Regions from separate parts of the Homo sapiens genome. Here region 1 is linked to region 2. Evidence: chromatin contacts called from ENCODE Hi-C data. All regions are on one chromosome and are shown on one strand. The core of a region is the stretch at or near the end of the contact, and the rest is flanking DNA. Distances in the headings are between cores, read along the strand shown. Region 1 holds the start of LINC02593 (long intergenic non-protein coding RNA 2593). Region 2 holds the start of LINC01409 (long intergenic non-protein coding RNA 1409).

What was found. Hi-C counts contacts between places; a loop is a spot of excess contacts on that map. Pooled maps may share reads with other maps.
Region 1: a loop to region 2 is called in a pooled map, with 3 times the contacts of the local background. The contact joins the promoter of LINC02593 here to the promoter of LINC01409 in region 2. A Hi-C loop is called at or near these places in 2 of 50 pooled maps.

Annotation. Positions count from the first base shown.
Region 1 is chr1:918,252-920,951 of GRCh38, forward strand. LINC02593 (long intergenic non-protein coding RNA 2593) reads right to left here and starts at 1,441. Exons shown (of 4, transcript NR_122045.1): 1 at 1,084-1,441; 2 at 574-664. LOC284600 (a long non-coding RNA gene) reads left to right here. Exons shown (of 5, transcript XR_007065342.1): 5 at 1,719-2,700. It overlaps LOC107985728 (collagen alpha-1(III) chain-like), which reads right to left. Exons shown (of 5, transcript NR_168405.1): 5 at 1,992-2,700. RefSeq lists an enhancer at 1,939-2,700.
Region 2 is chr1:777,447-780,146 of GRCh38, forward strand. It overlaps LINC01409 (long intergenic non-protein coding RNA 1409), which reads left to right and starts at 1,352. Exons shown (of 6, transcript NR_187359.1): 1 at 1,352-1,646. It overlaps LOC100288069 (a long non-coding RNA gene), which reads right to left and starts at 1,188. Exons shown (of 20, transcript NR_168328.1): 1 at 838-1,188. RefSeq lists an enhancer at 905-1,474.

The DNA.
Region 1 (2,700 bases), core at 191-2,690, 140 kb after region 2:
CCACTTCTTCTGGAGCAGCCGGTCACAGCTGTGGTCCTGCTGGCGCACACGGGTATGAGACCCTAAAACACACAGCGACTGCACAGTGCAACCCTGCATATCCCATTTGGGTACAAGTTTCATTACAGGAAGAAACACGGGGAGGGACCCCAGAGCAGCTCACGCGTGGGTACCCTCCGCTGTGTTAGCGTCCCGGCCCTCACACGGCACCCAGGCCTCGTTGGGGCAAGGCCTTGTGCAGACACGGTGGGATCTGCATGTGCACTGGGGCCTGTGCCTGGGCTGCTGCTCCCCGGCCACCGGTGTCAGGATCTCCAGGACCCCCATGAGTGGTCAGTGGAGCAGAGATGGCACAGACGCCAGCGACCTGGGTCATTCTCTACCTGGGATGTGGGACCCCAGAGACCATGCTGTGGGTCTTTATCTGCCTCTTCATGCAGGAGCAGGTGCGACCCCCGCCTGCCCCAGCCATGAGGCTCTGTCACAGGGGACCTCTGTGGCACCCTGTGCTGCAGGCAAGGCCTTAGGACAGATGCCACGCCACTGTCCAGGAGACTGTCTCCTGAGACTGACCTCCCCTTGCACTGGGCAATGTCTGCTGAAGATAAGGACGTCTTCACTGGGCCAGGCCTGGAGTTCTCCCAGATCGTGAGCTTTCCTCTCTCTGATGAAGAGGATACCTGTGGTCAAACTCCTACAGAGCACTGGGGACAGGAAGGCAGGCAGAGTCCCACCTGGGCAGGTGGTAGGAGTGGAAGGAGCAGGCAGGCAGCAGGGCTGCCCAGGGCTAGGAGTCTGGCTGTGAGCAGGGCCCACCCTCCCCTGGACACAATGGAGGACCCCGTGTGTGGTTTTCACTGACTGAGCACCTATCTCGTGCCAGACATGTGGGATTGCCGGTGAATTAACAAAAGCCCTGCTCTCAGGGGGCTCCCATCCCAGCACATACACCGTCACATCTGGGGTCCAGCCTGGACCCCCCCATGCAGTTGGAGAGGGTCTCAGAACCAGGTCTGAGAACAGCAACTTCCAGCCACGGCACCCCACCCCTCCCCAGCTGGCCTGGGCTCCAGCTCCTCGCACCTGAGGCTGCCTGTGCAGGGCCCCCGGCTGGTGCCCCTCTCCTCTGAAGCTCGGGGGTCGCCACAGCCTGGCACCCTCATCGGGCCTGTTACGCACGTTCTGGTCTCTCCGTGCCCACAGACCCGCCAAGCTCACCAGCCAATGTGCAGCCAGCACAAGCCCGACCTGCTAGGGGCCTCAGAACAAGCGGTGTGGCCCGAGGCCGTCACACAGCACCTGTGCTGAGAGTGAGCTGACGTGGACGGCGGCACCGTGGCCGTGGCAGAGGCACCATCCCTCCACCCTCACTCATGTAGGGATGTGGGGCACACGGACTGGAGCCCAAGGCCTTCGTGCTGGGCCCTGGCTCTGCACTCGGCTCCCAGAGTCTCCCACCCAATGTCAGAGAGGGTGCCGCAACAGTGCTTCGGGGGCTCCTGTCATGAGGGCTGAGGACCACCTAGGCCCACGTCCGCCCAGCAGGTGGCAGCTGCATCCCCGGTCCCCTCCACAACCCGGGCCAGGTCCAGGCTGCAGGCCGCAGTGTTGGCAGGGGGAGGAGAGGGTGAAATTGGCTGAGCCCATCCATTGGGACAGACCCTCCCGCTCCTTGGGGCTCTGGAGAACTCTATTCCTTCTCTTTGCTTAACCTCAAGGTGCTGGGGCCTCTGGCTGCTGCAGCATTTACAGAGGAATTGTCTGGGATGTGCCGGGCCGAGCACTGTAGCTCTCGCCGGTGTCTGCGTCAGCACGCTAGTGACATGGCAGGTGAGGACCACGGCACCGCCCCTGCGATCTGGCAGTCAGAGCCCACCTGTGTGTCTGCAGGAGCATCCCTGACTACACACCACGGGACGGCAGGGAAGGGTCCCTCGGGCCCCACCCCTTTGTTCTTTCAATGGTAAAGGTTCAGGTCGGTGGACAGACTGGACTTGGAAACACCTTCTTGCGTCCTCGAAACGACGTGGCACGCAGCCAGCTCACAGCACCCAAAGGCACGGGCAAGTTGCATCACGGCAGCCCCTCCTGTCTGACCAGGAGCAGGTGCGTTCCTGAGGTCCTGGCCACTTCTGCAGGAGCGTCCGAGGGAGCCCAGCTGATATACCACAGCCCCTGACCTCCCAGGTTAGCCTTTCCATCCAACAGCACCAGGACTGGACAGGCCACCTTGGCTGAGGATCACGTGTGCCTGGGTCTGGGCGGTGCTGATGCCCACAGGCCCTGAGTCTGTGTTGCGCACAGGCCTTGGAAAGCAGTGCACATCCTGTCTGCACCGGTGTCTATAGTGAAGCCATCTTTGTCCGTGTGGCCATGGGAGGGTCTGTCTGTGCTGTGTGTGTGTCCTGCGCGCGTCGGGAGCTGCTGCGCCACACACAGGCACGCAGGGTGTGGGCACACCTGTGCTTCTGAGCCCACGTGCCCTTGCCGGTGGCCAGGCACACACACAGCTGTGCATCCTTGGCCCAAGATCAGCTGTGCCACACCTGCAGGCTGCAGGATCTTTTCTGTATATCTCCCTCCATCACCAGAAGTAAGCTCAGGACTGAGGCTGACAGGCTGGTCTGAGCGCTGCTCACCTGCACCTCCTGGCTGCACCTGTGGCCCCGGACTCAGCTTCCCCATCTCTCTCCTCCCCAC
Region 2 (2,700 bases), core at 102-2,601:
CTGCAGCCTTGAGCTCCTGGCCTCAAGTGATCCTCCTGCCTCAGTCTCCTAACTAGCTAGGGCCACAGGTGGACACAGTTATGCCTGGGTTTTTGTTTGTTTGTTTTGTAGAGACAGGGTGTCACTACATTGCCCAGGCTGGTGTCAAACTTTGGAGTCTCGCTGTGTCGCCCAGGCTGGGGTGCAGTGGTGTGATCTTGGCCCAGTGCAACCTCTGCCTCCCGGGTTCAAGTAATTCTCCTTTATCAGCCTCCCAGGTAGCTGGGACTACAGGCATGCGCCACCACGGCCAGCTAATTTTTGTATTTTTTGTAGAGACTGGGTTTCACCATGGCCAGGCTGGTCTCCAACTCCTGACCTCAGGTGATCCACCCGCCTCGGCCTCCCAAAGTGTTGGGATTACAGGTGTCAGCCACTGAGCCTGGCGGAGCACTTTATGTTATTAAGTAGCCTAACCCAGGTGGGTCGCTGTCCCTCACGCCTGTAATCCCGACAACTCTGATGGCCAAGGTGAGAAGATTGCTTCAACTCAGGAGTTCGAAACTGGCCCGGGCAACATAGCGAGGCACCCCCCGACCCCATCTCTAGAAAAAAATACAAAAATTAGGCCAGGTGTCCACCGCGCCCGGCTAATTTTTGTATCTTTTGTAGAGACGGGGTTTCGTCATGTTGCCCAGGCTGGTCTCGAACTCCTGAGCCCAAGCCATCCATCCTCCCGCCTCGGCCTCCCAAAGTGCTGGGATTACAGTAGGGCCCAGCCAGCCTCATGTTTTATTTAGCAGTCCCTCCCTGTTGCACACCTGGATAGTTTTTTAAATTTTTTTAGACAGGGTTTACCTCAATCTCGCAGGCTGGAATGCTGTGGTGGGATCATAGCTCACTGGAGCCTTGAACCTTTGGGTTCAAGTAGCTGGGGGGCTGAGGTAGGACTACAGAGATGGGGTTGCGCCATGTTGCTAGGCTGCTCTTGGCCTGAAGGGTCCTCCCGCCTCGGCCGCGCCAGACATAGTTTTCTATTTTTGACCAACATAAACACTGTGCTGGGTCTGAATTTTTCAGCTACCCTTCTTCAGCCGGCAACACACAGAACCTGGCGGGGAGGTCACTCTTACCAGTCCCCACTCTGATGAGAAAACTGCCCAGCTCCAGGCACCATGGCGCCCCAGTGATGTAGCCGAACACCCGCGCCTCTAACGTCGCCAACGGCCCACCTCTATGGTGTCGGCGAAGACCCGCCCTTGTGACGTCACGGAAGGCGCACCCTTGTGACGTCACAGGGGACTACCACTCACGCAGAGCCAATCAGAACTCGCGGTGGGGGCTGCTGGTTCTTCCAGGAGCGCGCATGAGCGGACGCTGCCTACTGGTGGCCGGGCGGGATGTAACCGGCTGCTGAGCTGGCAGTTCTGTGTCGCTAGGCTTCTGCCCGGCCGCCGCCGCACATAAGCCACGAGGAGGAGCTTTACGACTTCCCGGTCTTCGGCGCCGGGCGCAGCAAGGGCCAGACTCTGCGCTAGCAGGCGCTGCGCGCCAACCGGCCGGCACCTGTCGCAGAAGGTGCAACCGATCGCACTGTCGCGCAGAAGCTCCTCAATGGCCAGCGCCAGCTGCAGCCCCGGCCGCCCACTCGCCTCATCTGAGCCTGGGTACGTGCGCTCCACAACGCCTCCCCCAGCCAGGGCCCGGGGATCCCCGGGAGCGTCCCCGGCTACCTGGCGCCGCTCATCCTGGGTAGGGTCGGCCCCCTGAGGCTGCCCGGCATGAGGGAGTTGCACCCCTGAGCTTGACCTCTGACGGTCCTTTGTAATAGCATTAAGTCTTTGAAACTTGTAGCGGGGTAGAAGGGGCTAGGAAATGAAGAAAACATCTTTTTAAAAATATAAGCAGTCGGCTGGGCGAGGTGGCCCACACCTGTAATCCCAGCACTTTGGGAGGTCGAGGCGGGTGGATCACGAGGACAGGAGTTCAAGACCAGCCTGGCCAGCATGGTTTCACTGAAACCCCGTCTCTACTAAAAACACAAAAATTAGTCGGGCGTGGTGGCAGGTGCCTGTAATCCCAGCTACTCGGGAGGCTGAGGCAGAGAATTGTTTGAACCCGGGATGCGGAGGTTGCAGTGAGCGGAGATCGCGCCACTGCACTCCAGCCTGGGCAACAGACCAAGACTCCGTCTAAACAAACAAATATATGTGTGTATATATATGCGATCGAGCCCGGGAGGTTGAGATTACAGTGAGCTGAGATTATATAAGCGATCGAGCACTGGAGGTTGATGTTACAATGCGCTGAGATTGCGCCATTGCACTCCAGCCTGTGTAACAGAGGGAGACTCTGTCTCTAAAAAATTATATGCAAGTGAGAGCTTTTCTTCCAGCACTCATGCTCAGACTGAAGAAAGTAATTGGGCCAGGCCCGGTGGCTCACGCCTTTAATCCCAGCATTTTGGGAGGCGGAGGCGGAAGTGGGTGGATCACTTGAGCTCAGGAATTCCAGACTAGTTTGGGCAACATGGTGGAACCCTTTCTCTACAAAAATACAAAAAATTAGCTGGACATGGTGGCACGCGCTTGTAGTCTCCGCAACTTGCCGGGCTTAGGCGGGAGAATCGCTCAGCTGCAGCCTCGACCTCCAGGGGCAATCCATTTCAGCCTCCCAAAGTGCTGAGATTACAGGAATGAGCCATCGTGCCTGGCTTTACAC